Linked DNA regions of Homo sapiens: all the other regions are linked to region 3. A link is a contact called in ENCODE Hi-C or POLR2A ChIA-PET data. All regions are on one chromosome and are shown on one strand. Each heading gives the region's core, a stretch centred on a gene start or an enhancer-like site at or near the end of the contact. The rest is flanking DNA. Distances are from core to core; before and after follow the strand shown.

The links. A loop is a pair of places that touch in the nucleus more often than their neighbours do. ChIA-PET counts read pairs that join two places held with the same protein, here RNA polymerase II (POLR2A). Pooled maps may share reads with other maps.
Region 1: a loop to region 3 is called in a map with no recorded cell type, with 14 times the contacts of the local background. The contact joins the enhancer-like site here to the promoter of LINC00996 in region 3. A Hi-C loop is called at or near these places in 1 of 168 maps with a recorded cell type or tissue (B cell), 12 of 37 single-sample maps with no recorded cell type and 14 of 50 pooled maps.
Region 2: a pooled map shows a loop between it and region 3 (2.6-fold over the local background). The contact joins the promoter of GIMAP5 here to the promoter of LINC00996 in region 3. A Hi-C loop is called at or near these places in 14 of 168 maps with a recorded cell type or tissue (CD4-positive, alpha-beta T cell, CD8-positive, alpha-beta T cell, GM11168 and 9 more), 2 of 37 single-sample maps with no recorded cell type and 18 of 50 pooled maps. POLR2A ChIA-PET finds 5 or more read pairs at or near these places in 15 of 52 experiments (CD4-positive, alpha-beta T cell, CD4-positive, alpha-beta memory T cell, CD8-positive, alpha-beta T cell and 9 more).

What each region holds. Positions count from the first base shown.
Region 1 is chr7:150,897,363-150,900,062 of GRCh38, forward strand. No RefSeq gene overlaps it. Among named protein-coding and RNA genes, the nearest start is that of AOC1, 46 kb to the left of the region's middle. RefSeq lists an enhancer at 1,159-1,453 and silencers at 1,159-1,319, 1,337-1,396. Within about 2 kb of position 1,294, at least 4 of the 41 ENCODE cell types and tissues checked have a DNase peak (open chromatin) inside an H3K27ac peak, as active enhancers do; they include B cell, where a contact is called at or near this core.
Region 2 is chr7:150,735,974-150,738,758 of GRCh38, forward strand. GIMAP5 (GTPase, IMAP family member 5) reads left to right here and starts at 1,445. Exons shown (of 3, transcript NM_018384.5): 1 at 1,445-1,735. GIMAP1-GIMAP5 (GIMAP1-GIMAP5 readthrough) reads left to right here. Exons shown (of 5, transcript NM_001303630.2): 3 at 1,532-1,735. RefSeq lists enhancers at 1-566, 1,442-1,521.
Region 3 is chr7:150,432,268-150,435,138 of GRCh38, forward strand. It overlaps LINC00996 (long intergenic non-protein coding RNA 996), which reads left to right and starts at 1,387. Exons shown (of 4, transcript NR_034033.1): 1 at 1,387-1,562. RefSeq lists an enhancer at 1,528-1,627.

The sequences.
Region 1 (2,700 bases), core at 44-2,543, 470 kb after region 3:
CAGAGGAGGGAGAGGCTTGTTCAACACACAGCCACCTGCCCCTCACCAGAGACAGAGACCCTGGGGCTGGGGAGGAATCCAGTCCATTCGCTCCAGACACCCACCCCAGGCTCAGGAACAGTGCAGAAGAGAGACAGGGGCTGGCTCCGAGTGAGAGAGACACCCGCCATTCCCAAACCCTCTTTGCGGAGGACCACGAAGAACCCACCAAGCAGTGTAAGGAAAGAAGAAAACAAACAAGGACTTATGACCCGGGCCCACCTCTCACTCCAGCCCCAAGTCACTTCCCCTTCATGTAAAGCAGGTGTTATTTTGTTTGCGGCTCTTCAGCTGCCAGGTGGGGATGCAAATGAGAAAAGCTGAGACTCAGTTGTTTCACAGAAAGAAGAGGAAACCAGAAGATGTCGGGACACCAGAGCCTGTTGCTTTTCGAGGCCTTTTAGGATAGGGTAGCAATTGAAGGTGGCCTCAGAAAAGGATGATTGGGAAAGGGGGAGGTAACTGAGGTCCCCTCACCTAGCCTGGGGGCCCCTTCTCTTCACCAACACCTACAAACCCTTGGCCTCAAAACCCAGGCAGTGTTCCGGCCACCTCATGTAGCAAGGGGAGCCTGGAGACAGAGGACGGGCCCCGGGTCACACACAGAGTGGCCAGATTGGGTGGAGACCTGCGTGTCCTGGCACCAGGAGTCTCTCCACGAGCCTCTGCAATTTCTCAAACTTCAGTGAGATGAAGACTCATTTTTGCAACTTGGTCTCTATTTGCTGCACTGTTGGCCATTTCAAGCTTGTACCCGCAGTCAGCAAAAGGAAGTGTTAATAAGCTCGCCCACATAAACCCACTTTGCCCACTGCTCAAACCACCGCAAACCAATTTTTCCAGGCTGCTGCCAGGTTAGGCTCCCTTGGTGTTAATTTCCTGCTCAGTAAAGCAGTGAGTCATCTCCCTCCCTTCTCTCCAGCTCTCACTATTGCTCTGAGACCAGAGTCTGCAGCAGAGGGGTCACATGGAATCCTTTAGTACAGAAGTTCACGACCTGGACGAGGAGACGCAGGGACCGCCAACTGGCTCCTTGGAAACTGCCCGCAGTTGATTCCGAAAACACACCTGAGCCGAGAAGCTCCATGCAATCTGGAATTCCTGGAGTTCTTGTCAGCGTCCACTGCCATGCAGGACTCTGGGGCACTTGGCTTGTCATTGGCTAAAAGATGGGCTGGGTTCGAGGTGCAGATAGCTGCATTTTAGCCGCTGGTGCTGTCTCGCTTGGAGGAATGCTGTCTGCCACGCGACCACCAGGTGGCGCACAACACCTCGCGGCGACTGGACCGGGCACGGCTGCCTCTTATTAATCCCGCGGAGAAAACAGAGGCTGGAAATGCCCCCGGGGTGAGGCTTGACCAAGAACGGCAGACTCAAAATGGCTCCCTGTGGACCAAGTTCAGCTGAATGGAACAGAAAAATGTGTTCACAGCGGCTTCAACAAGAGACAGTCGTGTTTCTCTGTAAACACAGTCCTGAGTGGCTTAGGGGCCCCATGAAGGCCTAGGGCACGCAGCCTCCTTCCTCCTCACGGCCTCCACCTGGGATGTAGCCCCCAGCCTCCTAGTCCACGGTGACTGCCAGAGCTCCAGCCATCTCATACAAGTCAGGCAGTAGGATGGAGGAGGGGACAGAGAAGGGTATGGCTACCTTCACTGTGCTTTGCCGGAATTCACAGACATCACTTGTCTTACAACTCATTGGCCAAGCCTTAGCCATGGAGGCTGGGGGTGGGCTCTTTTGCTGGGCTTTGCCACCCCCAAGTAATTTCAGGCTTTAGTTTAGAAGAAGAATATGAGGATGGCTATCTCACGGCGACGTCAGCCACATGTGAATATGCGCCACTGGAGTTCCCCTGCGCCAACCCAGCATATTTCCCATTCCCTGGAAACCTCAATAACTGGGGCTCACTTCCTGCCTGCCCCTTAACCGATTTGACTCCCAAATATATGTCCCATGTCCATATTCTTCTCTTACACGCCAAGACCTGTACCTCTACCTAAACGTCCTGTGAGAACCTCACACTCCACATGTCTAAGCCGGTTTATCACCTCCTCTATCCCCTGCACAGGCCAGCCCTTCCTCCTGTGCTCCCCAGCCCAGGGTCTATCATCATGTCCCTTGACCCAAGCCAAGAACCGAGAGCCTAGGCACCTGCTTCCCTCCACACAGCCCCTCTGCCATCTACCCGTGAGTCCCACCTTCCCAGCATTTCCTGAATTCGTTCCATCTTTCCTTTCCCCATGATGACTTACTGCTCATCACCCTGAGACCCCAGTCTCGCCTCCATCAGACCAACCTCAACGCGGCTTCCAGAGGGGTTGCTCTGAAATCCAGATCAAACCCTGTCACCCTTCTGATTGAAGCCTCCATGGCTCCCAAAATTTTCAACGTGATTTATCAAGACCTTGAGAATCTGACCCATCCCTACATCCTCCACGTATCAGTTAGCATGGGGTAAGCATTTAACATGTGCACAAACCAGGCAGTGACTCCCTCCGTCCTCACAGCTCCTCTCTGAGGTGGCGGGTGACAGTCTGGGTTATTATTATTCAGCAAATACTCACACTCCTCCCGTATAGACTCCCCTGCTCATTGATGTTGGACTTGACCACCTGACGTGTTTTGGCCCTGGGGCTGTTGGAGGATGGAACTAGCAGA
Region 2 (2,785 bases), core at 195-2,694, 300 kb after region 3:
AAGGAGAAAACATTAATTCTCTTTTCTGGGGAAAAAACAAAGTGGAAAAGAATTACCCCTCCCTTCTTAGAGCATTTTCTTTAGAAACCTTGTAAGTGTGAAATCTTTCTCTACCCTTTGTAATGCAAATCTTTTTAAAAGCTGTTTGACAGCCCAGGGCTGTCTGTAGAGCATCTGGAAGCCATCCCTTTGAAATGCAAACATCAAGGAAGGTAGCGTCCCCACCTCCCAGTCTCTGTGTGAAAATAGGGGCCTAATTTAGGAGCCTAACTTAGGTAGGAGCCTGACATCTGCCAGCACCTTTCTGAGTTGCAAATCTTCCTCTTGCCATAGAGGATGTGAGAAGTTTACTTTTCCTCTGGAAAGACAATTAGCCAACACAGATGATTACTGAGTGAATTTAGGATGAACTATGCATGTCAAAGGGTGCTGTCAAGTCCTCTTACTTGAGGATTAGTTATGGTTTAACTTGAGAACACGTGTGTAATAGGTGGCACCTGCCTGGCTGTATAACCAGGTGGCATCCCTCTCCGTCTTTGCAATCTCTTCCTGGATTGTCTGGGATCCAGATCACATTCTGGTTCAATGGACATTCAATAATAAAATTGTTTTCTTTCTCTTCTGCCTCTGTGGAGAGGTTTTCTGGGCTAGCAGGAGATTGTTTAAAATTGTTTTCCCATCAAGTCTTAGACAATTGTTACCATATGACTGTAAGCCCCACTTCAAATGTCAACAGAAAAGGATATGGGGATTCTCTGGGCCATGACGGCCCTCCGCCTAAGTCCCACTGTGTTCTCCATCGCATAATTGCCTTATGTCCACTGCCCTAACCTTAAATGGCAATCAGGTTTATGTCCACTGCCCTAACCTTAAATGGCAATCAGGTTTATGTCCACTGCTCTAGCCTTAAATGGCAATCAATTCAAAAATAGAGGTTCTATCACCCTGCTTTCAACCCTTACCAGATAAACTGACACGTAGACTCCACAATGTCCCCACAGGGTGGGCTCCATCACGTGCCAGACAGCTTACCAGGGTCAGTCACGAGCCCAGAGTCAAACCCTGCAAGGGCTTGTTCTGGTCCTCTTTGGACCAGAGTGCCTTTCTGATCCTGGTTAGCAGAAACTTTCCAGAAGCAGAGCCTGTGAGAAGGGGCCCAAGAGTGCTGGGAGGAGAAGGTGCCCCGGTGATGGGTGCTGAGGGCAGCAGCTGCTGCCCAGAACTTTCCAGTCACTAGGGACCTTTTCTGAACTTGGAAGTGGGAGAGTCTGTAATTCCCTTCATATCTCCTTCTTCCAAATACTGCTTGCTTGAAACAGTCAAAAAAAAAAAAAAAAGGAAATGGGATGGGGCACACTGTCCCAGGGCAGGCTCATGACAGGAAGTGACCCGTTAAGGAAGCAGCACATCGCTGCATTCGGCTGGTTTTCAGGGTCTTGTTCCCAATCAGTTTCCAGCCAACACCAGGGTGTCCTAGTCCGCAGAGGTGTGGGGGACACACTCCATAATCTCTACTTTTCTTTTTGTGCAGCTGAGTCATGGAGCTTTCAGCCCCAGCACATGGCTCCTCCTTAACTGCGTCTGCTCAACCTCCCTCAGCCCTGTGAACAGCATCCCCGCACACAGACGCAGAGCAGGACTCTCTCTGCTGCCACTTCACCTTCCTGAGAGAGGACCAGCGGCCAGAGCCTCAGTGACTGCCACCCTGGAGGACAGGGCACAACAACCGTTTCTGGTAAGGAGAACTGGGTTTATGCTCACAGAGACTTTGGGAATTGAAAGGATCACAGTTTGGTCACAGCTGTTCATTTCTGACATGACCTTGCACAGATCCCCTCACTTCTGGGTTCGCTGGTCAGTAAAACGGGGCAATGGTGATGAGTGTTGCGGGCATCAGCAGGTGCACAGCTGGTGGAGCACAGCCTGAAGAATCTGTGCCTGCACTCACAGCCCAGTCCCAGGACAGCGGGCTTTGCTGCCCCATTGCCCATTACTTAGCCAAGTCGATCTCCATGAAACTCTCAGGGAGTAAGGCTGAACTGATCCTCTCATCAGTGGGACAGATGGGAGAACTGAAGCTCCCAGAGGGTGATAGGCTTTCCCCCATCTCCCCTAGCATGCCGGGGCATTCTTCTCAATTTTACCCTCCTAATTTCTCCTGTCCCAGACCAGCCAGACACGTACCATGTCTCAGACAAGCCTGGGAGCTGAGGATGGATTCTTAGGGCTCCCCAGGGCAAATGTGGGATATTTTCCCACCCCAGGAGCCTCATGTTCCAAACAAGACCCCTGAGTGGACCTTGTCTTGTGACTTTCAACTTCTGAAAACTACCCCATGCTCCCCCAGATGCCCCACATTTTTCCTATGACACCCTGCCGGACGCACACCAAACCGCAAAACACATGATTCCAATACCTGGAAATACATGGGCTGGGGCAGATGGGTGAAGGAGATACTTATGAACAAGGAAGACAAGAAGTGGTTTGATCTTTTCTAAAATAGTATGGAAGAGGCTGCTTTCTTGTAATTTGCTAAAATAAGCTCTTCTCATGGTAAAATCAGGTTCATGCAATTTTCAAATCGGAATGTGCATTTTGTTCATTTGCTTCACCCTTTTCCCTGAGCCAGACCCTCCCACCAGCTTGCCAGAGGCTGCTACTGTCTTGCTTGCACACTGCCTTCCAATCTCTCATGAACTTTGGTCTCTTTTGTGGGACGATTAGTAAAATTTTTCCTTTGGAGAAGACGCCTGTCTTCATTCTCAATTCCTCCACTTTTGTCTGC
Region 3 (2,871 bases), core at 137-2,636:
CCGCTTGGCTGTGGCCAAACTACAGGGTGTCATGGAGAAACACAGTCTGGTGGGAGGGGGCAGATGATGAAAGCAGAAGACAGGAAAGACAAAGACTTCTTGGTGTTATCTTCCATGGTGAGTGTGCAGTTTCCATATTCTCCAGCTATGAACTTGAACTCAATGGGAGAAATCTCCCAGTAAGATGTTATGTGGGTGGTGGCCGAGTAGGGGTGGGTTGGTCGCTGTGAACTGTCTGAGACTCTCCTGTCTTAACATTGGAGAAATGGAGACTTGAAGAGGTGAAGCAAATTTCCCTAGATGACTTGGGAACGTTGGGTTGTGGGGAGTTGGGTTTGAACTTGGACATTCAGTTTTGAATCCACGTGCTTACAGAGGGGTAGAGAAGGCTCTAGGGCATGAGAGTCAATTACTCAGCAGAGAAGGGAAAGGGAGAAGATTTCACACATTCCTGCCCTTCTGAGTTGATTTCAATCCTATCTGAGTAATAGACATCATTATGGTTAATATTTGTCTCTGATTGGTCGTCTTTGTTTTGACTCCCCCTGAATTAAGGATTCAAGGGCAAGTAGTTTATTTGAGAGTGGATCCCGAGAAACCCTGGTGGGGGAGTGGGAAAGTGAGAAAGAGAGGAGGCCACTGGAGGATGACTGGTAAGTTCATTTCCACTTTGGGCCACTGAGCTTGATCCTGCTGGGGAACCCTGGCAGGTACGTCTCAGATGCCAACCATGGAGCAAGAACACAGGGGTGTTCTTTCCATCTGGCCTTGGTGGCAGCATCTCCCAGGGGCACTGTGTCCCTGGTGCTCTGGTCTGTGGAGAGTCATAGGTGCTCTTGTTAAGCATCTGTGTGCACGGAGAGGAGAGTGCTTGGGAGGGATAGGGGGTGGCATCAAGGGCATCTGCAAACCTCAGGCAGCTGGAGGATGGCCAGGTGGCTGCCTCTCTGTAGCTCGTGTCCTGAAGTGTCTTTCTGTGCCCACTTATTTGTGCTCGACCTTGGGCTGCAAGTTTGTTGATAGTTACAGGGGGTGGCTCCAGCCACCGTGTTGGGTGTCTCACCCTGTCCAACCCCTGATCTTTATTGTGGACCAGGCTATAGACAGATCTTTGTCAGCTGCCCCTGTGAGTCTTCTGTGCAGACACCTTCCTGTGGAAGAGTTGGTCTCTGGTCACTGTTTCAAGTCTCTGCTGCGGCCACAGCTTTCTTATCTCTCACTTTGGGGATCTCAGGAAATGAGACACCAGGAGGTGTCTGCTGTACAAAATCCTATTTGCTCAAGGAACCTGCATATCTCAGCTCATGTTTCTTAATCATTTTTCTGATTCTAAAAAGTCGATGACAAAACTTCGATAGAAACACAGTTCTAGCATTTGGGATTGGAGGAAGAAGTGTATTCAGCATTCTACCTTCTTCCTGATTCTGTGAGCTTAGACCTGCTTCCACTTTCAATCTCTCTCATTGCAGGCTGAAGAGGACTGGCCTTTCAGTGGCCCTCGTGGAACGGTAGGAAGCTGAGCTGGACTCTCTGCCACATCGTTCGGTTCCCACAACAGCCTGGTAGGTCGGGGTAGTCACTTCCATTTGGGAGATGAGGAAGTCGAAGGAGAGAGCTAGAGTGAGCCAGAACTTAGGGCTGATCACAAATTGGATGAGTAATTGAGATAACTAGGATGGCCCCTAGCTAAGGCTGCAGGCAATGCCCCAAGGAGACTGTCACCTTTTTGTTACAATTTTCCAGGGTGTGATAGGACTTAGGAGGATGGTGTGTCTGTCCCTAGGACTGTAGGTTGTTCTAGAGAAAAACAAAATTTTAAGGACTTTTTCTTTGTGCATATGCCTCAGGTAGGCATCATGTGGGCCTAGGCAATAGGACCTAGGAAGGAGACTCCCCTGTTCCCAGGCCTGCCGCTCCTACTCAGGAGGCTGAAGGGTCCCCACCCCAACTAACCACAGAGTCAGACACATTCTTCCTAACACACCTTCCTCCCGACCTCCCAGCTTCCCTCTTTGTCACTGAAGTCATAGACTTTTTTTTTTGAAGAATTATCAACCTAAATAACAAACAGAAGCGATTCTCCAAAGATGATGAATTTATTTGGAAATGAGCAGCATGATTGTGATGCGGAGTGCCCGTGCCACAGCAGCCATGGGCGCATCCAGGAGGCTGAGGCAAGGGGAAGCTTTTAAGGGCACAAGGAAGACTGGGTGTGGTGACTCACGCCTATAATCCCAGCACTTTGGGAGGCTGAGTCGGGTGGATCACTTGAGGTCCGGAGTTCAAGACCAGCATGATAAACATGGTGAAACCCCATTTCTACTGAAAATACAAAATTAGCTGGGCATGATGGCACATGCCTGTAATCCCAGCTACCTGGGAGGCTGAGGCAGGAGAATCGCTTGAACTTGGGAGGCAGAGGTTGCAATGAGTCAAGATCGTACCATTGCACTCTAGCCTCGGCAATAAGAGCGAAACTTGGTCTCAAAAAAATAAAGGCAAAAGGAGGAGTGCACAGGAGTTGTTGAGTTGTTTTTGAACAAAGAGAACATTGGTTACTTGGGCACAGGAGTTGAGGTCAGATTCTTAGTGGAGATGGCATGTGAGGTGAGAGTGCTCCAACATGTGGCCGGCCGTCCAGTGACTCCTGTGGCAGGCTGCAGTTGGGAAGGCCCTTGGAAATAGTCCTTATTACAGGCATATGTGTGTCACAGCCTTCAGAGAGTCTTTGTAATAGTCCTTTTTTTTCCTTTTCTTTTTAGAAATGGGGTCTTGCCTTGTTGCCCAGGCTGGAGTGCAGCAACGTGATCATAGTTTACTGTAGCCTGGGCTCAACTCCTGGGCTCCAGTGATCCTCCCGCCTCAGCCTCA